Linked DNA regions of Homo sapiens: region 2 is linked to region 1. A link is a loop called in an ENCODE intact Hi-C map of the cell type or tissue named here. Cell type or tissue: Caco-2. All regions are shown on one strand. Each heading gives the region's core, and the rest is flanking DNA. Links, peaks and the distances in the headings are about the cores only. Region 1 holds the start of ANKRD42 (ankyrin repeat domain 42). Region 2 overlaps LINC02951 (long intergenic non-protein coding RNA 2951).

Region 1 (12,736 bases), core at 2,880-10,879:
CACGTGCCCAGCCTTTATTTTTAAGTAGTGAAGAGCCTTCTTGGTCATGCTAAGGAATTTTTATTAAACTGATGACCAGAGCAGCCACTAGAAATTTTAAACAGGGTGACATCCTATCTGCATTTAAGCTTTTTTATTTTTTTAAGAATCAAGTGAATACAATTTTAGAGATTGCTAAATCCAGAGAGGTCCAGTGGGAAAACTGGTAGCCATTGGATTTGAGTTGTAAACACGTAACAGCTGAACTTACGTATATGAACACTGCCATAGGAACTGAGGTCTGTGAATCCAAAAATGTAGGCAAAACTTCCTGTTGAACATTTTTCTGGGGAAACCACCATAGCTTTTATCAAATGCTTAAAGGTATGGAACATTCTAAAAGGAAGGTGATATTCAAACCTAAAAGTGTATCAACGGTATCCACATGGAGAAGAGGGTCAAGGATGGGGGAACAAAGACTGGTAGGTGGGAAGGTCAAAAAGAAAATGGGAAAACCAGCAATGGGAAAATTTTTTTTTTTCTTTTTTTGAGACAGTCTTGCTATGTTGCTCAGGCTGGATCAGTGCAGTAGCACAATCTCGGCTCAGTGCAGTGGCACAATCTCGGCTCACTGCAACCTCTGCCTCCTGGGTTCAAGTGATTCTCCTGTCTCAGCCTCCCAAGTAGCTGGGATTACAGGTGCCCGCCACCACGCCTGGCTAATTTTTATATTTTGAGTAGAGGCGGGGTTTCACCACGTTGGCCAGGCTGGTCTCGAACTCCTGACCTTAAGTGATCTGCCCGTCTTGGCCTCCCAGAGTGCTGGGATTACAGGTGTGCGCAGGAAGAAAATTTCAATGGACGAGGTAGTCAACAAAATGAAGTCAAGAAAATATGTAAGACTCAGAAATACTCTAACTGTTGACCTAAGAACAGCTGAGTATGGGTGCCAACACCTGGTGCAATGGGTAGTGTGGATGAGAGGTAACAAAATATTAAAAGCTATTTTTTTAAATGAAGTTTAACTCCAGAGATTGAATTGTAGTTAGACAAATAGGAGAGGCATTAGCATGTTAAGAGGAGCTCAGTGGAGAAATGGGTTGAAGATGGAGATGACCGGTATACCAGTCTCAAGGTTGTAACAAGATAGTATCAACAATAGCACAGGAGGGGCGGGGCACAGTGGCTCATGCCTGTAATTCCAGCACTTTGGGAGGATGAAGTGGGTAGATTGCTTGAGTGTAGGAGTTCAAGACCAGCCTGGGCAACATGGTGAAACTCCGTCGCTACCAAATATATGAAAAACCAGAGGGACACTGTCTGCCAAAAAAAATAAAAGCACAGGAAGGATTTAGCTTTGGAATGGAGGTGGGCCAGTGTTCTCCAAGATGGCCACTAGTATTTACAGTTGGGTTTGAGTTCAATTCTTATTTTCTCTTTGAGGTAGAAGGCCAGATGTAAGGCAGTGATCCAGATCTGCCCCATATTTGGCTGTGCATTAGAATTATAGTGAATTTAAAACAAATTTTAATACTAAATTTAGAGATGGGGCCTTACCAGGTTGTCCAGGCTGGCCTCGAACTCCTGGGATCAAGCCAGTCTCCCACCTCAGCCTCCCAAGTAACTAGATTACAGGTGCACACCACTACACCTGGCTTAGAATTAGTGAATATTAAGAGATTCCTAATCTCTGGAGAGTCTCATTTAGTTGATTCGCATTCAGGGGCACTTCTAGTATTCAAGCTCCATAGTTTTTTCTAATGAACAGCCAGATCTGGTAAATAATTCAGAAATCAACATCAACAGCATCCCCAAAGATAGAAAAAGAGTCAATACATAACACTGTTAGCTAGAAGTAGTAATCTAACACTGTAAAGTGCAGTAAGGAAAATTAAATGAAGCCTCAGAGATGATGGAACATTTTCTTTTAAATTGAATTGAAGTTTGAGAGAACAAGTAAAAGGAAAAGTATGTGTTTCCTAAAATCTAAAGATTTCATTAAGTTTATATCCTCCTGGTTTTAGTGTAATTTTCCCACTGAAAATGTCCAACTTTGATGCTTTGGAAAATAGAAAGCAATCTCATTGCAATTCAGCTAAAAATAAAAAGCTTTGGGAAGAAAAATAAGGAATTACATATAAAAAATTAAAACATTCTCATATAACAGCTTAGTATATACATATTTTTTATATGACTGACCTTACAATTTAGTACCAAGTAAGCAACCTAATGGAGGTTTACACAAAATATTCAGGAAAATCTGAGGAGGCATCTAACCATGCTGCAGGTGGAAAAATGTAGCTGCCTAAATGGAGGTAGAAATGGAAAATAAAGACTATTATCAAGAAAGACCTGCACTCTTGTAGAATTGGGAAGTTTTTTCCTAATCCTAAATGGGGTCAGCTCCCAGAGATAATGGGCATTGTGTTGAGCAGGTGGGGAAGAGTAGCTAAATAAGAGCCAAAAGGTACCCAAGGAGTACCCCTGTGAAGATTTGGGAGTGAGCACCAAAAGAAGAACAAGAATGACTGGGAAATAACAGAAAATGGCACATAGGCAGAAAGGAGTACAGACTGTCACCAATATCCACTTCGTTTTTTGTTTTTGCCTGGGGTTGGCCCTGCTCCCTTCTCTGAAACAAGATATAAAAAGCTGATTTATGATATCCTGCTTTATCACCCCACTTTAGAAAAACTGAGGTAGAAGTGGAGGACTAGTCATATTTACTAACTGGAATCATACCTTCCTTCCTACTCACAAAAGGTTCCAGTTCTCTAGAATACTGAGATGACCACTCCAGGATGTATTCTGAACCCTGTTTCACTTAAGAAACTTCTTCCAGGCTGGGCGCGGTGGCTCACGCTTGTAATCCCAGCACTTTGGGAAGACGAGGCGGGCGGATCACAAGGTCAGGAGATCGAGACCACGGTGAAACCCCGTCTCTACTAAAAATAAAAAAATTAGCTGGACGTGGTGGTGGGCGCCCGTAGTCCCAGCTACTCGGAGAGGCTGAGGCAGGAGAATGGAGTGAACCCAGGAGGCAGCTTGCAGTAAGCCAAGATTGCGCCACTGCACTCCAGCCTGGGTGACACAGCGAGACTCTGTCTCAAAAAAAAAAGAAAAAAAAATTTCTTCCATAGTCAGGCACTTACCTTGAAATCCCATGCAGTCTGGATATTGCATCTTAGCTTTTTTATTAAAATTACTCTTATTATCAATGACTTCTTGCTAAAACCAGTGTGCTTTTCTTAGCTTCTTAATCTCTTCTGGACCACACTCACTTTATTGTTTTTGAGACAGAGTCTCGCTGTGTTGCCCAGGCTGGAGTGCAGTGGCGTGATCTCAGCCACTCAGATTTTGGATAAGGATTTCAGATTTTGGATAAGGACTGAAAATCTCAGATTTTGGATAAGGGGTGCTCAACGTGTATAATGTTATACAAAATAATTTCTTTCTGATTTTCACAGTCTCCTTTGTAAGATGTCCCTTTGCCCTTTTTTTTTTTTTTTCCCTGAGACGGACTCTCACTCTGTCGCCAAGCTGGAGTGCAGTGGCGCGATCTCGGCTTACTGCAACCTCCACCTCCTGGGGGTTCAAGCAATTCTCCTGCCCCAGCCTCCCACGTAGCTGGGACTACAGGCGCCTGCCACCACGCCCAGCTAATTTTTGTATTTTTAGTAGAGATGGGGTTTCACCATGCTGGCTGGGATGGTCTCGATCTCTTGACCTCATGATCCGCCTGCCTTGGTCTCCCAAAGTGCTGGGATTACAGGCGTGAGCCACCATGCCCGGCCTGTTTCTTTTTTTTTTTCTGAGACAGTGTCTAGCTCTGTTGACCAGGCTGGAGTGCAGTGGTGCAATCATGGCTCACTGCAACCTCAACCTCCTGGGCTCAAGCCATCCTCCGTCCATGGGCTCCTTTGTTTCCAATACCATTTTTTTTCCTTTTCTTCCTCAGATTTGTTGAGTTTCTATTTATTGTTCTTTTCAAACACCAGCTAATTACTATCATCAATTTTATTTGCTATTTCATTAACTTCTGCTTTTATTTTTATTATTTTTGAGACGATTTTATTGAGAAGACTTTATAATCTTGCTCTGTCACCCAGGCTGGAGTGCAATGGCATGATCTTGGCTCACTGCAACCTCTGCCTCTCGGGTTCAAGTGATTCTTCTGCCTTAGCTTCCCAAGTAACCAGAATTACAGGTGCACGCCACTACACCTGGCTAATTTTTTTATTTCTAGTAGAAACAGGGTTTCATCATGTTGGCGAGGCTGGTCTCAAACTCCTGACCTCAAGTGATTCACCTGCCTCGGCCTCCCAAAGTGCTGGGCATGAGCCACTGCACCCGGAGTCTGCTTTTATTTTTAATTCCTTCTATTTTTATTTTGGGAGATTTTACTTTTTCTGCTTCTCTGTTACCTGTTTCTGTTTCCTCTTCTAATCCTTCCTGTCATGTGTGTATCCTTTAAGGATTTGTCACGTGCTGTCTCATTTCCTCAGTAAATTTATCTACTACATATTGTATAGTGAAAAAAATAAAACCTTTACCATTATTATGTAAGTGGCTATAAACACTATATTAATTTGGAGTCAGTCATAGTGGGTTCCAATTCCTCAACTCCTACTTGTGTGATCTTGGTCAAATCTGAGCTGTTTCTTCATCTGTAAAAATAAAAATAACAATACAGATTAAGTTGGGTATTATTTGCAAATCATTTATCACAGAAACTGGCCCACATGAATAACTCGATAAATGCCTGGTATACAAAAGGCCTCAGCTGCCCCATGTCTTGTTTTGTTTTTTCTTTGAGGTGGAGTTTTGCTCTTGTCGCCCAGGCTGGAGCGCAATTGCGCGATCTCAACTCACTGCAACCTCCGCCTCCCAGGTTCAAGTGATTCTCCTGCCTCAGCCTCCCGAACAGCTGGGATTACAGGCTCCTGCTACCATGCCTGGCTAATTTTTGTATTTTTAGTAGAGATGGGGTTTCGCCATGTTGGCCAGGCTGGTCTCAAATCCCTGACTTCAGGTGATCCGCTCACCTTGGCCTCCCAAAGTGCTAGAATTACAGGCGTGAGCCACCGCGCATGACTCAGTTGCCCCATCTCTAAAAGTGAGGGGATTAGGATGACTAATCCCAAATTCACTTCCAACAGTGAAAAACTTTATCTTCAGCCTATTAGTTCACCTGCCTGACAGTTAACTCATCAACCCACCCACACAACAGTTACTAAGCCCTTCTCTTAAATGAAATATTCTAGACATCAGAAATGCCAAGATTTTAAGATACAGTCCCTACCTTCCAGAAGCTCAGGGTCCTTTAGGGGTGAGGAAAAATTGTTAAACAGATAATTATAATACAATGGGATAAGTGATCTAATAAAAGGTTGTGGGAATTCAGAGACTTTGAGGAGCTCCTGCAGAAAAATTCAAGACCTATTTTGGAATCCTAAGTCAGGTATTTATTATTTACTAGTGAAGGGGGAATTAATGAATTTTATAAGTATATTAGTCAAGAAGTTTATTCTTTTCCTTAGAGGTAGAATGAAATATAGCCCCCCACCCTCCGGAGGCCTGGGTTAAGAGAGAATATTAACCGCTTATTTCTCCTCTACGCACGGAGAGGCTTATCTGTGTTCCACCGTTTCACGTTCCTTGAGGCACCACGAGTTCCTGCTTCCCTCCCTAGCGCGCTGTAAAGTCACAAGGTTGATAAGCAATTGCTACAAAAGCATGCATTCCCAAGGATGTAAGACATGTGGTGTAACAAATGTAAAAGAATAATTAACTGCCTTTGTTCTTGCTTCTGCAAGTAGGCTTCCTGTAGCACCAAACTCCCGCCACAAATTGCTTAAAAGGTGATTGATCCCTTTGTTCCGGGCTCAGACTTTCTGGACCCCAGTCCGACTGAGCCAGTGATCACCTTAATAATAAAGGGTTGTCCTGAATTCTGTTTGGCCTCTCCCGTCTCTATTTGTCCCGCAACACTAGCAGTATATCCTCAGGCAATTAACTTTTTTTTCCCTTGTTTCTCTCTCTGTAAAAAGGAAGAGGAATACTTATTTTGGCAGGTTATAATAAGAATTGAGTCAAACTCATTTATGTTGGCATAAAAAAATGAACAAGAAAATATAAAGCACTTAGTACAATGCCAGGCAGATCATAGGAACTCAGTAGATGGCAATTGTAATATTACAAAAGGTGATGGAAGTCAAAGACAATTTACTGTACCTCAAGAGAGTAGCGGTAGGATCAGAAGAATTTCCCAAATGTGTTCACAGACCAAAACTGGGGGAAAAGCAGGGTAGTTTCCTGGTAAGACGAACAGCACATGACAAGGCAGAGATATTAAAAAGTAAGGTACGCTTCCAGGACGAGTTCATTATTCCTGAAGGGAGAAGGCAATAAGGGTGGAAAAACTGGGCCGAGAGGGGAATCCAGGTTGGTGATGCCCCTGGAGGGCAGGTAATTCTTACTAATTTCTGTATTTTCTGCTGCTGGCACAAAACGTGACCCATACGTTTGCAACAAATGGTGAAATAATTCATTCCTGTTGTTAAGCAATAGGGTTGTAGAAATATTTGAGCAGTAAACATGCTACAGTGAAAGGATTCTCGGATTTGGAGTCAGGAGACCTGAAGCACTCTTTTGACTAATGACCTGTGTTTTTTTACTGGTTTTACAACTTACCTGCTGCCTGGCCTTACCAAAGTACTGATATATTGAGTCTCTTGACCCATAAAACAGGGGTAACAACTAACAAGCGATTATTAAAGAGTTGGCGCTAGTAAAGTACGCAATAAAAACAGCGGCTGCAGCTGCTAAATTCTCCTTTAGGTCTTTTTCCATACTTGCGAAATGACAGGGCAACAAATTTCCTTCCAACCACCACTGAGAAAGTATACCACGTTTGCCCAAGGACAAAAAGGCCCCGCCCGGCCCGCGCCACACAGGTCACCTACGCAGAATGCAGTCCTGGGGGGTTCCACTTGTGTCGCTCAGCGATGGAGGGCGCGATCGATGACAGGCCACTCCAGAGACGGACCTAGATAGGTTCGCATGAGGCCGAGCCGAATTTCACCAAAAACCAGTTTACACCACCTCCCGATTTGTCCACACGAAAAGCCATGGAATAGCTGAGGGAAAGGAAACCGGAAGTAGCGTGGGCCGTGAGGAACGGGAAATGACCTCAGCACGTCGGAAGTGTACTCGTTTCCAAGGCGACGGCCCTGCTGCCTCTCCAGCCAAGTGGCTGGAGTCGGGAGGCTGGAAAGAGACTCCGAGAAAGTACCAGCGGAAGGCGGCCGCCGCTACGGCGATTCGCAGGGAGTAGCAGACGAAGACGGTGGCCGCCGCACTAGCCACCACGTGTGGAGGATAAACGGTCTACACGGCCATTCCGGCGCCGAGTCTAGGGAAAGAGTTAGCGACGACGGGGAAAGAAAATGTGAAGAGAGCGACCGCCGCTCCAGGGTCGCTGCAGGAAGCCTAAGTGCAGACGCCGGCTTCTCCCGCAGTGACTTGAGAAGGGTCAGTGAAAACCTCGGCCACTGCCGCAGCGTCTCTAGGGAGAGAGTTAGGGGAGATAGTGGCCACAGTCACAGCTGCTCTTGGGAGAGAGTTAGGGGAGACAGCACCTTCTGCAGCAGCGACGTGAATTTTAGTGAAGTTGGAGGCCACCAAACTACCGACTCCAGGGGAACAGCCAGAGAAGACCGAGGCCTCCGCCTCAGTGGTCCTTGGGAGGGAGTCAGTGACATTCGGGACCCGCGAACTAGTGACTTCGGGGATAGAGTCAGTGACGATCGCAGTCGCCGCTTCAGTGGCTCCTGGGAGGGAGGGAGTGTCGAAGGCGGCCACAGCGTTGGTAGTTCTTGGGAGGAAGTAAGTGGAGACCGCGGCTACGCAGCCAGCGACTCCTCTGGTGTGAGCGGCAGTGAAGACGCCAGCTACCGCTTCAGTGGCTTTTGGGAGAGAGAAAGTGAAGACGAAGGTTTCCGCTGCAGCTTCTGGGAGAGAGCAAGAGAGGACCTTGGGCCCCGTCCTAGTGACGACGGAGAAGAGGGCCGCTGCCGCTGCAGTGGCTCGTGGGTGAGAGCAAGTGAAGACCGCCGCAGCATCAGGGGCCTGGACTCAACTCCTCCCCAGAGTCGGAGGTGTTGCGCCATGCCCGGGGTGGCCAATTCAGGCCCCTCCACTTCCTCTAGGGAGACTGCAAACCCCTGTGAGTCAGACTGTCATTGGCCTTCATCTCTGTCGTATTCCTTTTCTCACTTAAGCCCGCAACAGCCTTAGCCCTTTCTGGCATTTCCTTTTCTCAGCCGTCACTCCCCCCTTTCCCTTTTTAATTTATTTTCAGGGGATACCAAAGCTGTTCAGCTCTCCCCTGTTCTGTATTATTTCCGCTTTCTTTCCTTTTTTCCATCCACACTATTCCTCCGAGTCTTCTTGCCCAGCTTGACATCAACTCTTGTTCAGTCTTAATGGACGGACCCTTTTAAGTTCTTCCTTGACTTCCCTGCAGCATTTGACCCTGTGGAGGTGACAAATTAGTACTTACTTAGTTTTCTTCTTTCACTCCATTGAGTGACCCTTTCCCTTACCGTTTTCTTTTCTTCTGCCATCTTCTTAAATGCAGCTTTTACCCCTTGATGATGCCATCATTGGTTCTCTTTTTCTTGTCATTTACTGTGACTTCAGTCCTACTGGTGGCCCTCAAATCGGTTACTCATTCAACCATCCAGTAAATATTTACTGCATATGCCTACTTTGTGCTCCGTCTTAAGGAACTTAAGAAGACAGGCACATTCTTTACCTTCTAGTGAGGAAGATAAATGCTGAGCAAATAATGACAAGTGAGATCAGTGTTATAAAGGACGGTAGAATGCCACTGATTCCAGTAGGGGGTGAGTATGGGTGTCAGAAAAAGCATTCTAATACAGAGACACACGTAACACTGAGACCTGAATTCCGTATCTCTCCTCGGAGCTGCAAACATATATATAGATATCTCCCTTCTGGAAATTTTCCTTGGGTACCTCAAGAGCAGCATGTCCAAAATGTAATTTTATATCTATATATCCTCTCTGTCCTTCAGTGTTTGCTGTCTCAACTAATGGCACCACAGCACTCAGATGATAAAGCCACACACCTTGGAGTTATCTTATTACTTTTCCCTTGTTTCACCCACTGTATCCATTCCAGTTTAGTTCATTCTAATTTTATTAATATTTGTTGAATCTTTCTCCTTTTCTTTTCCCAGTGTTCAGAGTCTCATTTTTTCTGGTCTAGACTATTGTAAACTGTATTCTTACATGATCTACCTACTCTCTCTCTCTCTCTTTTTTTTTTTTTTTTGGAGACGGAGTCTTGCTCTGTCCCCCATGCTGGAGTGCAGTGGCGCGGTCCTCAGCTCACTGCAATCTCCGCCTTCCAGGTTCACACCATTCTTCTGCGTCAGCCTCCCGAGTAGCTAGGGCAACAGGGGCCCACCACCACACCCGGCTAATTTTTTGTATTTTTAGTAGAAACGGAGTTTCACTGTGTTAGCCATGATGGTCTCCTCCTGACCTCATGATCTGCCCACCTCGGCCTCCCAAAGTCCTGGGATTACAGGCGTGAGCCACCGCGCCCGGCCAATCAACCTACTCTTTAGTCTTGCCTTTTTGCTCCCCATTCAGTAAATTCTCTTCCCTGAATTTAGCCTTGTAAACTCAGCCTTACAGCTCTCAATCATTATAATTCTTCTGTTTAAAATTCCTCAGTGATTCTCCACTGTCTGCTCAAGTCCAAGTTTTTAAAAATAAGTTTCACCATTGTCTGTTTCTTGTCTAGTTCTAGCCTATTTATCCCCTTAATACTTTAGTAGTAGGATTTGTGTGTGAGTGTGTGAGAGTGTGTGTGTGTGTGTGTGTGTGTGTGTGTGTGGTTTCTTGACCATGTCCTACTGTTCATGCTGTTTAGGCCTACTCACTGCTCCTACTTGCCTTGGCAAACTCCTGTTAATCCTTGAAGATTCTATCTTAGATGTAACTTTCCCCAGGAATCCTTCTGTGTTCCCCTTCCCTCCTACCCTGGCTGAGTTTGAAGTCATCTGTGCTTCCACAGGTTCCTATGAATATTTCCATCGTTGCTTTTACCACATTATTTTGTATTTTGTGTTTGTATCTTCTCTACTAATCTGTGAGTTCCTTGAGGGTGTCTTCATCTTTTTATCCTTATGGTAGACACCAGACTTACGTTGAGTAGATGGATGAGTGGATGAGTGAATAAATCGGGATGGAATGTAGTGAGAAAAAAGACCATAAAATTAGATGGAGCCAAATTATGGGAGGCCATAGAGGTCATACTGAGAGTTTGGGTTTTGTTTTGTAGAGTAGCAGTGACCAACCAGTGGCAGTTTAGAGTAGGGGCATGAAGTGATTAGGATAGTTGGTCTGTGTAAGATGGATTAGAGGAGTGTCTCTGTGTAAAATAAGTAGAGTGGATAGAACATCATTTGTAGGTCTGGCTGTGCTAGTTTAAAGAAGAATGAAGGTCCGGCCTAGGGATTAACATCACTGAACGTTTATTAAAGGTGTGTGTGTGTGTATGTGTACATGTGCACACCTTACAGATGCTCTCGTTCCCATTTGCCATATATCTTAATTGTTCTTCAAGGTCTTGCTTGAATGTTTCCTCCTCCTCTGTGACTTGTTTTGTTTCTCCTTAATTTTACCTGTACTCTCTGAGGACATTGCTGTCAGGTTTTTGTTTTCATTATGTATTTATCCAAATAGATTTTAATGTGTTGGCGGAAAAAAAATGTATTAAATCCATGTCCATTTTCTATCATGTTATCATAGTGCCTGACTCATGGTAGATGTTCAGAAAGGCTTTTTGAGTACAGTTATAGCAGTTTGCTAAGAGCAAAGATATAATTAGAGTATATAAAAAGATGTAATAAAAGTAAGATATAATTCCAGTGTAAAATATTATTTTTGCCCTTAAGAAATTAACATTCTGATTGTGGAGAGAGGACATGTACATAGATAAATAGTAGTACAAGGTTGCACAGATCATTTGCCAGATGTGTTGGTGAGCTGTTTTCAAAACAACTTCAGGTCAGGAATCATGCCTGTTTTATTTAGAGAATGCTGAAGTTGAACTGCTTACTCCTTCATTCTTCTCTAATAGTTATCTGTTCGTGCTTAGATACCTTTATTGCCTCTGGTTCACAATGCTTATTAATTAAATTATAAAATATGAAGCACTAAGAGTATGTGAATTAAAAATCGTGGCCTGCCATTCCTTTCTTAGTGTAAGACATAAATTAGAAATATAAGAAAGATGTTGATAAAATATATTTGCATGTATGAGATGAGGCTCTGGTGAAGTCTTTTTCACTAGGGAGGCCTTTGTTATGGAGAACAACACATGGGGCATATTTCAAAATGGTTACTTTCCCCTTCTCACTGCCAAAAACATGAGTTCCTGGCTTTTCACAATGGTAACCTGGTGAGGTTTCTGAAGGTAAAATCTATGAAAGTGTAGTGGCTCCCTAGGTAAGAGTGTGGCCCTTAGAAGTTTCTCATTCTTTGGCTAGTATGTACTCAACCTCTGGCAAGTCATCAACATTACCATGTAAGTGCTTCTACCACTTTATGGCTCCAGGACTGTATTTTTCTGTATTTGTCTCTCCAGATTTGGGGTGGCAGTTTGCCCTGAGACCTCAGTTCTCTGATGGGTCCAAGAAAAGTTGTTCATTTTCTGTTCATTCATTTTTCCCTATAAGGATGGGAGTGTCAACTTCCATGCTTTTTACATGTCAGTGTTGGAACCAGAAGTCTGTTTAAGATATTAATGACAAACATCTTTGTAGTAAATTATTTGGAAAGCCAAAGTAATTTTGTGCTTTCTGTTATATCACTGTTTTAGTCTTTTTTTTTCTTTCATAGTTTTGTAGTACATTGTAAGTAATTTGATTTTTCAATAGGTTCCAGGAAGAAGGTGCATTTTGGCAGCATACATGATGCAGTACGAGCTGGAGATGTAAAGCAGCTTTCAGAAATAGTGGTACGTGGAGCCAGCATTAATGAACTTGATGTTCTCCATAAGTTTACCCCTTTACATTGGGCAGCACATTCTGGAAGTTTGGAGGTAAGAAACTATACATATCACTAAACTGAGGTAAGTTTTAGCTATAACAGTTTTGTAAATTTAGCAAACAGGGCTGAGACCTTATGGTAGGTACTGCATATATTTTCTTTTCAGTCATAGTCAGTTTAATATTTGGGTATTCCACTTTGCTAGGGCTTTATAACAAATTATCCTAAAATTTAGCATAATAAACTAATGATTTATTTATACTCATGAACAAACCCAAGAATTTGGATCCCGGAGACAGCTTGTCTCTGCTCCATGATATCTGGGGCTTCAGCTGGAATATTAAAAAGCTGGGGCTAGATTCTTCTGAAGGCTTATTCACTCAAGATGTCTCTGGTGGTTGATGCTGGTTATGGATTAGGCACCTTAAACTTCATCCCTGTGGGCCTATTTGTGAGGTTTCTACATGTGAGCTAGTTTCTACTTCCTCACAATATGGTGACTGGGTTCCAAAGGTGAGCATAGAGGATTACTTGGAGTGGATAATAAAATGAATATGTATTCTAACATTTTTGCTTTAGTAGTGTCAGATTTTTAGAAAAGGAATGGAATGTTGCAGGTACATTTGAAGTCCCTAAGTACCCCTCTCAGGTGCCATTCCTCTGCTTCC
Region 2 (12,736 bases), core at 2,313-10,312, 110 kb before region 1:
GACAGGTAGGGATTCAGTATAATAAAAGTCAAAAGTAGTTGTTTATTACTAGAGCCTGGCACTGTAACCTGGTATGTCCAAATGTGATTTAATTTGCTCTCAAGATGTGCACCAGAAGAAATAACCCGAGGCATTTCAAAGAAAAAACAAAATGTGACCTGCTAGTTCTGTTACTCTGCCACAAGTTAACACATTTTGAACTTAAGTGCAGAGTCCCATACATCCAGTGTGACTCCCCAAATCTCAAAAATTTAGGCTAAAACCTAATTTTGTGTCCAAGCCAGTGCCTGCTTGTTCCTGCTGAATTTAAAACTTTGGGTCCAGCAATCTTCTATCGCTGGAGGGAGGGAGAGGTATGAAAATAATGTTTAATGGTAATTGTTTATTGTCATGGGCCCATATTATACCCAGATTTAGAGAGCTATTTGACACACCTGTAACCTAATGTTTATTTTAACTTAATATCTGCTCAGTCAGGTAAGAGATGCAACTTCACAGAGGTCCATTTAACGTGCCTAAACCTAAGTAGAAACACAAAAGCTATGTATAGTCCCTTGTTTGAGATAACACTAAATTTTTAGAGAATAGCTTGGTACTGTGGTAGACAGAGTTCACTTAAAATGCATTTAACAATTTACAGATAACTGGAAAGTAATTCATTCATCTTAGAACCCTGGTAGGGACATTCTATTAAAATATTTGTGTACTAGTTAAAGTCAAAATAGAAATACAGCCTATCACACGGTATTTATACTATGCATTATGATTAATAAAGCCACCTAAGGTCGTTACTCCATGATCATGGGAAGTTGTTAGTCATTAAGAGTTCGGGTTTAGCAACAAAAATCTTGCGTTTGAATCTAAACACATTACATGATTTTAAGCATGTTCATCATTCTGAGATTAAATAAAAATTAAGGAAATATATGAAAAATGCTTAATAAGTACCCAAAAGGTAATATGGTGTAGCAACTTAGAATGTAGACTTCAGAGCCAGTCAGCTAGGATTAAAATGACACTTCGGCCAATCACTGTTGACTATAAGCAAGTTATTTAACTCTGCCTCAGTTTTGTCTGTGAAGTAGGGATAAAATCTTCCTCGCTAGGTTGCTATAAGAATTAAATGGATATATTAAGTACTATCATGTGAGATCACTTTATTTGAGGCTAAAAAAATTTTTTTTAACTAGGATTCACTGAAAATACATCTATAAAAAAGCCACTCTTTATCATGAGAAGTATGATTTTCTGTACCTTAGGTGTTATAAAGCAATATCCCCTCAGTTTTAACTTTACCAAAATACCTGTCTTAGTAAATGATACTATATATACCAAATATTGCATATGTGTATATAAACTTCAACTGTCTACTTCTATCACTGACAGTTTAAAAATTGAGATAAAGTAAGTATTATCTGAGTAATATAACCATTTTCTATTTATTTATTTATTTAGAAACAGTCTCACTCTGTCACCCAGGCTGGAGTGCAATGGCTCGGTCTCAGCTCACTGCAACCTCCGCCTCCTGGATTCAGGCAGTTCCCCCACCCCACCCTCCCGAGTAGCAGAGACGGGGTTTCACTGTGTTGGCCAGGCTGGTCTCGAACTCCTGACCTTGTGGTCTGCCCGCCTCGGCCCCCCAAAGTGCTGGGATTACAGGCGTGAGCCACCGCACCCAGCCAATCTAACCATTTTCAAGATTTGATCTGCAAATACCTGAAGTAAGTACAAGCACTGTGGCCCAGTTAAAGAGTGTTAGAACTGTAAGAAGTCCAAAGGCATAGCTAAGAATTGCTTTAGAGTCAGTTGTGGGTTCTGAATTCTTGCTCTGATAGTTAGCAACTATGTCTACTTTGGCAAATTTAGGTTTTGAAGCCTTCCATATCTTTAAAAGGAGGTAACATTTAACAGAGCACCAAATACAAGGTTTTCTGTAATATTAGTTCCATAGCATGGTCTGCAAACTTCCAACATCAGAATCTCCTGGGATATATGCTAAATGCAGATTCTGGTTTCCCAACCAGAATATACTGCTTAAAAATCTGAGGGTTAGTTCTAGGAATCTGCATTTTTTTCTATACAATGTATGTATTAGGGTTCCCTGGAGGGACAGAACTAATAGGAGATACATATATATACACACATATATTTATTAAGTTTATTGAGAACTTACACGATCACAAGGTCCCACAGTAGGCTGGCTGCAAGCTTGAGGAAAAGAGAGAGCCAGAGTCTGAGTCTGAAAACTGAAGAACTTGGGGGTCCAGTGTCTGAGGGCAGGAAGCATCCAGCGTGGGAGAAGGATGGAAGCTGGGAGGCTAGGCCAGTCTCTCCTCTTCACGTTTTTCTGCGTGCTTATATTCTACCTATGCTGGTAGCTGATTAGACTGTGCCCACCAGATTGAGAGTGGGTGGGCCTTCCCCAGCCCACTAACTCAAATGTTAATCTCATTTGGCAACACCCTTACAGACAAACCCAGGATCAGTATTTTGCATCCTTCAATCAAGTTGACACTTAGTATTAACCATCACAATGTATGATTTTTAAAATCTGCATTTTTAATAAGCTACTAGTTTATTTTTCCACCTAATCCAATTCCTAATTTTATTTGAAAGCACCAAGGTAAATAGTTCCTAAATCACTGTTATTTAAATTGTGCTCCAGTACCCCTTATTCTTGCTGCAATTCCAAGACAGAGATAACAAAAATTTTTTTTTCAATGTTTTGTTTTTTTGAGACAGAGTCTCGCTGTGTCCCCCAGGCTGGAGTGCAGTGGCTCGATCTCGGCTCACTGCAAGCTCCGCCTCCCGGGTTCACGCCGTTCTCCTGCCTCAGCCTCCTGAGTAGCTGGGATTACAGGCATGTGCCACCACACCCTGCTAATTTTTTGTATTTTTTTTTTTAGTAGAGACGGGGTGCATGCTGCATGCTCCGCCTCCCGGGCTCTCGCCATTCTCCTGCCTCAGCCTCCGGAGTAGCTGGGACTACAGGCGCCTGCCACCACGCCCGGCTAATTTTTTGTATTTTTACTGGAGACGGGTTTTCACTGTGTTAGACGGGATAGTATTGATCTCCTGACCTCGTGAGCCACCGCGCCCGGCCTGCCAAAATTTTTAATGTTTGCATGTACATAGTTACTCAACAAAGAGGCCAGGTGTGGTGGCTCACGCCTATAATGCCAACACTTTGGGAGGGTTGCCTGAGCCCAGGAGTTCGAGACCAGCCTGGGCAACATTGTAAGAGCCTGTCTCTTAAAAATATATATTTTGGGGAGCCAGGTGTGGCACCTCACGCCTGTAATCCCAACACTGGGAGGCTGAGGTGAGTGGATTGCTTGAGCTCAGGAGTTCGAGATCAGCCTGGGCAACATGGCGAAACCCTGTCTCTACCAAAAAAAAAAAAAAAAAAAAAAGTAGAGGCATCGTGGTGTGTGCCTGTGGTCCTGGCTACTGGGAAGTCTGAAGTGGGAGGATCGCTTGAGCCTAGGAGGTGGAGGTTGGAGTACGCCAAGATCACACCACTGCATTCCAGCCTTGGTGTCAGAGTTAGACCCTGTCTCAAAAAATATATTTTAAAATGATATTAAGTAAAGAATATAGTCCAGCCACATGAGCAAGTATTGCTTATCTAGAAAGACGTATAATAAAGTTCTTTTGGGGAGATAAACTATGATCCATTCTATGTTTCATGTAAATCAGGGGCAGCCAATCTTCTGGCTTCCTTGGGCCACATTGGAAGAATTATCTTGGGCCACACATAAAATACACTAACACTAATGATAGCTGATGAGTTTTTAAAAAGAATCACAAAAGCAATGTTTTAGCAAAGTTTATGAATTTGTGTTGGGCTGCATTCAAAGCTGTCCTGGGCCGCAAGGTGGAAAAAACTTGATCTAAAGTATTTGATTTTTTTAGAAAAGTTTTTGAATGGCCAGGTGTGGTGGCTCACACCTGTAATCCCAGCACTTTGGGAGGCCGAGGCAGGCGGATCACGAGATCAGGAGATCGAGACCATCCTGGCCAACATGCTGAAACTCCATCTCTACTAAAATACAAAAACTTAGCCAGGCATGCTGGCATGCGCTTGTAGTCCCAGCTACTCGGGAGGCTGAGGCAGGGGAATCACTTGAACCCAGGAGGCGGAGGTTGCAGTACAGTGAGCCAAGATCGCGCCACTGTACTCCAGCCTGGTGACAGAGCAAGACTGTCTCAAAAAAAAAAAAAAGGAAGCTTTTGAATAAGAAGCAACTCTACAGTACTCTATTGTAGACAACCAAAGTATTAATATTTGGGGGGCACAATTTCAACCAACTTTAAATTATTTCATTCTGGAAGTATGTGTTGAGTAAATATGAAGTATAAGGCCCCTAGAGGTACAGATGGCTATGGCCGTCTAAACCATTTTACTCTTAACTTTTAGTGTCATGGACCTCTTTGTCAATCTAGTGAAGTCTATGGACCGCTTTTTTTTAAAAAAGCCTTTAAACATATAAAGTACAGTACATTGAATTACAAAAGGATCCAAGAATATTGAAATAGTTACCAAAAAAATTTGATATAGAAATATATGTGGTTTATTAATGAATAAGATCTAGCAGTGGCCTTACTATAATTTCAACACAGTAGCGTGGTGAGCATAAATATTTCAACTTATCTGCAACAATTGTAATGTGATATGGAAATAATCAGTTTAATTGTGACAGTCACATTTACTGCTAACTACTGTGATTGACTGGCTATGTTTACATTTTATTAGAAGTTATTGAAAGTAGATGCCAGGCATGGTGGCTCATGCCTGTAATCCTAGCACTTTGGGAGGCCAAAGTGGGCAGATCATTTGAGCCCACGAGTTCGAGACCAGCCTGGCCAACATGATGAAGCCCTGTCTCTACTAAAAATAAAAAAAAAAATTAGCCTGGCATGGTGGCCTGCTGTAGTCCCAGCTACTCACAAGGCTGAGGCAGAAGAATCACTTGAACCAGGGAGGCAAAGATTGCTGTGAGCTGAGATCACGCCACTGCACTCCAGCCTGGGCAACAGAGCCCGACCCTGTCTCAAAATAAAAGAGAGATGTAATGGACCCCTTTAATTAATCTATAAACTCCTAATTAAGAACCCTGGTTAAAATTTTTTAATAGGAGCTTGTCTTCTTCACTGTTGTATCCAAAGCCTGACTGAAATCTGTAGACACCTAAGCAGTGAAAAATTTGATGCCTTAACCTATATAATTTAAAATCAAAATATTTACACTATAAGGTGAATTTAAGGAAGATCTCATTTTTCTCATGGTGAAGACTAAGATACTTTTTCAAAATTACTAAATTTTCATTTGTTTCATCAGGGATGAGGTTGGGGGAGGATCTAGCTCCTTTATTAATACCTGAATATATAGGTTTTAATATCCAAGCTTGACTATATCCACTACACTTGGTACACAACAGAACAAATGAATGAACATTTTCATGCCTGTAATCCTAGCACTTTGAGAAGCCAAGGCAGGAGGATTGCTTAAGCCCAGGAGCTTGTGACCAGCTTGGACAACATAGGGAGACCTTATCTCGACAATAAATTTAAAAATTAGCTGGTTGTGGTGGCACGTGCTGGTAGTCCTAGCTACTGGGGAGGCTAAGGTGAGAGGATCGCTTGAGCCCAAGAGGTTGAGGCTGCAGTGAGCCATGATCATGCCACTGCACTCCAACTTGGGCTACAGAGCAAGACCTTGTCTCTCAACTAAAAATAAAAAATAAAATTCACGATACTCCCCAAAAGCTGATGATAACATGTAAGAAGCGACTTGATTTTACCTTCTAACTCTCCCTCCCTTTTAGCACAATGCTGCAAAATGACTGGCTCATAAACCACTAAGCTGCCTTGGCAGCCACTTGTTATTGTTACCAGTAGGTAATATGCTGTTTTCTTCTGCTTGGCACATAAGCAGTAGGCATGAAATAATTGCTTAATGGATAAGTAAGTTGTTAAATTATAAAACTCTGATGGATTGCTTAGTCCTTTAACAATTTACACCCCCCTCCCACTTATCCAATTCTTTTGTGACAGATTTTGCACTAGCAAAGTGCACTGTTTCAGACAATCAAGGAAATAAAACATTTCTTGATGAAATCCTACCTCGCCTCAACAGGAAACTGAATTGGAGTCCTCAATTCTCAGTACATCAGAACTAGTGTGTGAAAGGATCAGGAGAGGACCATAGTATTGGAGAATAAAACATTATGTATTGATGGTTGAGCTTTATGTCATCGTGTAGTAAATGCTATGACCATAAAGCCATTACTGTTAACACTTAAGTTTATCTTCTGAAAGAAGCCTATGAAATATCTCCAGAAAGACTAGGGGATTTTCTTCTGTTTGTTTGTTTGTTTGTTTGAGATGGAGTTTGCTCTGTTGCTCAGGCTGGAGTACAGTGGTGCGATCTCGGCTCACTGCAACCTCTGCCTCCCAGGTTCAAGTCATTCTCCTGCCTCAGCCTCTGGAGTAGCCAGGACTACGCACTGCGCCACCACACCCAGCTAATTTTGTATTTTTGGTGCAGACAGGGTTTCCCCATGTTGGCCAGGCTGGTCTTGAACTCCTGGCCTCAAGTGATCCGCCCACCTCGGCCCAAAGTGCTGGCCACCGCGCCCAGTCAGACTTGTTTTTTAGTGAAATAAATTGTTTTCCTTTAGGACCTTATTCTTTATGATAACAGATTCCAAGAATATGCAGTCTTGTCAATGGCTGTTTCATCCTCAGTTTCTTTAAAAATAAAATACAATTAGAACATTTTTAGATATGCTATATCTATCCAATCTATTTTCCTGTCACCCAGTAAGGTTTTCTATCATCAGCACAGGTCTATGAAAGGACAGTAAAGGGTCTCCTGTTACATACCCTAGCACTAATGTTTGTAATAGAATGTTAAGATAAGTTGTTTCATGTAATCGGACTACATTCAGTCTTTCTCTACCCTCTGTCCTCTATTTACCCACCTATGCATGTGGCCTACTAATTATATTGACTGTACATGACCAGCAAGTTGTAAGTTCTTTTAAAAGCAGGAGCTCAACCATATTTGTATTCACATTTCCTTCTGCTTAAAACAGGGCTCTTGTTTCTTCAGTAAATATTCATTCGGTATCCACTAGGTGTCAGATAATATACAAGGTAGGTTCTAGGGATTCCAAGATAAATAAACACAGATATGCCAATATGAGTCTGACAGTTTTGGCGGGGAGAGGTGGAAAATAGATCTGCAAGCCAAAAAAGCTACAGTAGAATAATATAAATATTGTAATGGCAATAAAATACCAGAACTATTAATTTTACATTTAGTAATCATTCAGTATCAATTAAATGGGTAAAATGGATATGTTGGCATGAATGACATATAACTGAAAAAACACTAAGAACTGTATAGAAACTGAATTAGACATATGAGTAATATTAGTAGGAAGGGGAGAGAATATTTGATTCCAGGTAGGCTACCAAGCAGGATGTTTTTTCAGCACAGCCTTGGAATAAAATCTGTAACCTTTGAAAACAATCACATTTTTGTTCTTATGCAATCTTTGTTTTTAAATGTATTTATTGTTTTGGCTCTAGTCCCTGAATGTTAAAATTTTAGTGTCAGTGTTAATTCTCACTTATCTTCTCCAGACCTTACTCCCTAATTTTCTCATTTTCATTTGCCCCAATAAGTGCCAACCTTACCTTGAATAGAATAGTGGATTTATCAGCTTACAAGGACTAAAAAGTCGTCATTTCCAAAAACATCTGTCCAATAAGTCTGCCTCAGTGACTACATTTCTAGCATTACAATGTCATTCTTAGTACACTGATTTGATCTTTACAAATTACATAAATGTATAAAATTGTCGCATGTACCCTAAATTATATACATCTATTATGTATGTATCAATAAAAAAATAATTTTCTGTGCTTTTTCTCCTGTTAAAAAGAATTCTTTTCTTTTTGAGACAGGGCCTGGCTCTGTCACCCAGGCTGGAGTGCAGTGGTGCAATCTTGGCTCACTGCAGCCCCTGCCTCCCAGGCTGAAGTGATCCTCCCACCTCAGCCTCCTGAGTAGTTGGGACTACAGATGGGTACCACCATGCCTGGCTAAGTTTTTGTAGAGACAGGGTTTTGCCATGTTGTCCAGGCTGGTCTCAAACTCCTGAGCTCCAGCAGTCTTCCTGGCTTGGCTTCCCAAAGCGCTGGGATTACAGGTGTGAGCCACCACACCCAGCTGATTCTTTAGAAGACCAGTATTGCATTGTGATTGCCTCTGGGCAGGAAAACTAAGGGGCATCAGTAGACTATGCAATTACTTTCTTCCTCTTTAAAAAAGTATTGTTAATTTTTAAATTTACATATTTTGGTATACAATTCTATGAGTTTTGACAAATGCAAAGAATCATATAACCACCGCCATAATTGAGATACTAAACAATTCTATCACCTCAAAAAAAATCCTCTTGAGCTGTCTCATTTATAATTTTTGTGATTAAAAATGGTTATTTTTCAAAAAGTAACGTTTGGGCCAGTGCGCCTGGAGTGCACCAGTAGTCCCAGCTACTAGGGAGGCTGAGGCAGGAGAATTGCTTGAACCCGGGAGGTGGCGATTGCAATCAGCTGAGATCACACCACTGCACTCCACCCTGTGAGTGGGCTACAGAGTGACACTCTGTCTAAAAACAAAAACAAAAAAACACTTTAAATGTTTCATATAGTTATTCCTTATTCAAAAAGTATGCCTTTTTGGGTTAAGACAGTGCCATTTCAAATAGCCTTGTAGAAATATAAGCAAGGAAATGCTAAATTATACCATTATTGATCATTAGTACCTTAGCTTGTAGTTTAAACTGTTGAAGAGAATTAGGACTCCACCTGGCATTGTGGCATAAGCCAGTAGTCCCAGCTACCCAGGAGGCTGAGGCCTGAGCTCAGGAGTTCAAGACTAGACTGAGCACATAGCGAGATCTTGTCTCAAAAAATGAAAGAAAAAGAATTAGGACTCAGAAAAGGTAAAGGGTGTGTGTGTTTGATTAGATAGAGGATGGGATTGAAGGCTTAAGGAGGAGATTAGGGCCTGAGATGGAACAATGCGCATGGAAGGATAGATATGGGTAGTGTGTTCTGAGTAATATAAGAGACCTAGATTCTCAAAGATAGAGGGCACCAAAGAGATGAGTCCTGTAGAGGGGTGACCTTCATGTAAAAAATGATCTATCTTAATTGGGAGCTACAGACCTGGGATTCTGTACTGAACTTATACAGAATAAGTAATTTACTCTTCAAAAGTCGCTTCCCCAGCTGGGCGCAGTGGCTCATGGCTGTAATCCCAACACTTTGGAAGGCTGAGGCAGGTGGATCACCTGAGGTGAAACCCCGTCTCTACTAAAAATAAAAAAAAAGTAGCCAGGCATGGTGGTGGGTGCCTGTAATCCCGGCTACTCGGGAGGCTGAGGCAGGAGAATTGCTCGAAACCAAGAGGCAGAGGTCGCAGTGAGCTGAGATGGTGCCATTGCACTCCAGCCTGGGCGACAAATGCAAAAACTGCATCTAAAGAAAAAAAAAAAAAGTCACTACGCCTTTCTGGGCCTCAATTTCATAATCTGTAAAATAGTAAGGTTGGACTGAGTATATACCAAGGTCCATTTCAGAGTTCTCCAGCTAGAAGCAAAACCCTTGTGTGTATGTGTTAGTTTTTTTCCCCTAAGGTTTTGTCCTCTAGTTTTAACTAGAGAGACACATTTGGGATATTAATAACCGAATTCTAGCAAGCATTATGATCTCTTCAGATTTCATGTAGTTTGATGTCAGAAGCTGCATAGCAAAGTTAAGCCTGATCTGAATTGGCTTCAAGTGGATAGAGCTGTATGACCCTCAGTCTTCTCATGTATAGAATGACTTATATACTCTAAACTTCCTTGTAGTTTTCATATTTCATGACTATGAAACCTGTGAAAACTTACCAGTGTTTTTTCTATTCATACTTCCTTTGAGTCTGCAGCTGCTGTTCTTCTGATTTGATTTTTTTGTTGTTTATTTTTATTAGCCACTATTCATTCAGTACCTTTTATATGTCAAAACGTTTGATATTTAACCTACGTTATTTAAGGGCTTTTGTACTGCTGCTGTACTTTATAGGTGCATAGATATGGTAAAATCACACCATGCCTCCTGCTCTGACTCTGGATAACATATTCCTACAGCAGGATCTCATTTCAATAAAAATTAAAAGAAACACTAGAGAGAGGAAGAAGGGGAGAAGATAAATGTGGCTTTAAATTGATAAGTGAAAGGCAAGGAACTAACATTTGAGGATCTACTATGTGTTAGACACTTTATAACATGGATCTTCTTTAGATCATTGAGATAAGCAGGTAGAAAGACATCACAAAGGGAGTCTGCTTGTATTGATAGCAAGAAGAAAAAAATGACTTCATGCCATAAATCACTGGAATTATTCAGAATTTTTGTTTTGCATGTTATCCTCCATTATGAGGACAAAGACAGCATAATGTCTCTATGTAGTAAGTGTTTGGTGAATGTTTATTGAATAAGTAGGGATTTTTATCATGCATATAGTAGTGTTTCTTAATGTTTTGGATCCATGGACTTATAAAAATTTTATAAAAGCTATGGCTACATCCAGGATGTTACCTCCCTCCCCTGCCACACACAAAAGGAAACAGCCAAGTCCCTCCCCTCACTCTAACCATTCCCACATCTATATTTGTGTAAAACCCATGATTTTAAACTGTTTGCAGCCCCTCTGTAATCCATTCACATGACCCAAGAACTCAGCCCTGGAAACATCTCTGGGTATCCAGGTAGACTAAAAGCATAGTTCCATTAATTTATAGTGCTATATGGTTCTGCCATGCTTTATTGGTCCTTTATAGACTTGAGAAAATCACACCATGCCTCTTGACCATTAACAAATGGTCATGTTCAGTCTTCCTTTTTATGAGTGGAAATTCCATCCAATTTGCTTTTAGGTTCATTAATATGTACTACAACCAAAAGATCAGCAGCATTATATACTTTATCTTTTTTAGTCTTTTGAAGTACAAATTATGCGATTTTACAGATAAATTATCTCATGGGTAGCATATGTCTGGCTTTCTAGGTGGAATGATTCCTATTTCTTTTTGTACCTCTCCCCATTCAGAACTCACTTTGAGGCCAAGCGTGGTTGCTCAGGCCTGTAATCCCAGCACTTTGGGAGGCCGAGGCAGGTGGATCACCTGAGGTCAGGAGTTGGAGACCAGCCTGGCCAACACGACAAACCCCGTCTCTACTAAAAATACAAAAATTAGCCTGGCATGGTGGCACACACCTGTAATTCCAGCTGCTCGGGAGGCTGAAGCATGAGAATCACTTGAACCTGGGAGGCAGAGGTTGCAGTGAGCCAAGGTTGCAGTGGATCAAGATCACACCACTGCACTCCAGCCTGGGCAATAGAGTGAGACTCTGTCTCAAGAAGAAGAAAAAGAAAAAAAACTCACTTTAAACTCTGCTAGACCATTGCCCTTGTATGTGAAATTTTATCTGGATAGAAGAAGATGAGGAAAAAAATTTTCTTGTCTTTTAGTGGAGGAGAATGACATGTAAAACAAGTATTCTTTAAAAATTCCAAATATGATATGAGAACTACCCCATAAAGTTGTGAAGGTCACATTGGTGAAAGGAAAACTAAGTGCTGTGTAAATTACAAAGTTGTCTAAGTATCCACCTGGTCCTTACCTTGCTATAGAATCTTTTTTTTTTTTAGACGGAGTCTAGCTCTGTCGCCCAGGCTGGAGTGCAGTGGCGCAAGCTCCGCTTACTGCAAGCTCCGCCTCCTGGGTTCATGCCATTCTCCTGCCTCAACCGCCCGAGTAGCTGGGATTACAGGTGCCCACCACCACGCCCAGCTAATTTTTTTTTTTTTTTTGTATTTTTAGTAGAGACGGGGTTTTCCCATGTTAGCCAGGATGGTCTTGATCTCCTGACCTCGTGATCTGCCCACCTCGGCCTCCCAAGGTGCTGGGATTACAGGTGTGAGCCACCACGCCCAGCCTACCTTGCTATAGAATCTTTAGGCCTAATATAGTCTAGCCAGAACAGCTATTTGGATGCTTGCCTAATCTTCAATACTGGTTTCCCTTTTATACATGACTGCAAAACTGACTCTCACCTAGGTTTGTGATGTTAGAAACTCCAGTTGTTTACTATTATTATTAAAGTGGGAAACGGAGTTCGTTGATCAAATGGATTAATGTTTTGAGTACTTACTATACACCAGGGGCTCTTAAATTTTTACATAAACTTTCTGGATGGAGAGTGATAGAATCTCCATTGTTCACTTGCCACAAGCCACACCATTTGTAGCTAACATTTGAATGCTTACTATGAGCAAAGGCACTGTTCCAAGGGCATTACATGCACATCATTCATATTTCTCATTTAATCTTTATAACAACTCCTTAAAATACTGGTAGTATTCTTGTTCCCTAATTTGTCAATAAGAAAACTGAAATTTAGAGATTATACAATTTGCCCAGCACTATTGGAAAGCTGGGACTTTGAAACCTGGCTGATTTGACTCCAAAGTCTGCACTCTATTCCAACAGACTGCCAGTGCCTCCAGAATTAATTAGCATTAATATTTTCTGTTGTTTATGATCTAAGTATGGCTGTCCATGGCAGGGAGTTAATGAGGGAGGCATTAATGGGGAAACACTGGACCACT

What was found. A loop is a pair of places that touch in the nucleus more often than their neighbours do. Peaks named below come from ENCODE experiments on the same cell type or tissue, not always from the same donor. Only the 100,000 strongest peaks of a DNase experiment are listed, where the experiment ranks them.
Region 2: a loop joins it to region 1, with 5 times the contacts of the local background. A loop is called at or near these places in 34 of 110 quality-filtered maps.

The regions. Positions count from the first base shown.
Region 1 is chr11:83,186,523-83,199,258 of GRCh38, forward strand. ANKRD42 (ankyrin repeat domain 42) reads left to right here and starts at 7,190. Exons shown (of 11, transcript NM_001300975.2): 1 at 7,190-8,206; 2 at 11,957-12,120. The coding sequence starts at 8,149. ANKRD42-DT (ANKRD42 divergent transcript) reads right to left here and starts at 7,147. Exons shown (of 3, transcript NR_149009.1): 1 at 6,945-7,147; 2 at 4,533-4,646. PCF11-AS1 (PCF11 antisense RNA 1) reads right to left here and starts at 962. Exons shown (of 1, transcript NR_133914.1): 1 at 1-962. It also overlaps a transcript of PCF11 not described here. RefSeq lists enhancers at 6,897-7,116, 7,177-7,286, 7,807-8,166 and a silencer at 7,421-7,599. In Caco-2, for the core only: no CTCF peak of the experiment used is centred there; DNase peaks (open chromatin) are centred at 7,189, 7,949 and 8,009; H3K4me3 peaks cover 3,495 bases.
Region 2 is chr11:83,080,080-83,092,815 of GRCh38, forward strand. All of the region lies in intron 2 of LINC02951 (long intergenic non-protein coding RNA 2951), which reads right to left. Among named protein-coding and RNA genes, the nearest start is that of LINC02951, 11 kb to the right of the region's middle. In Caco-2, for the core only: CTCF peaks have their summits at 7,146 (motif pointing right) and 9,124; no DNase peak of the experiment used is centred there.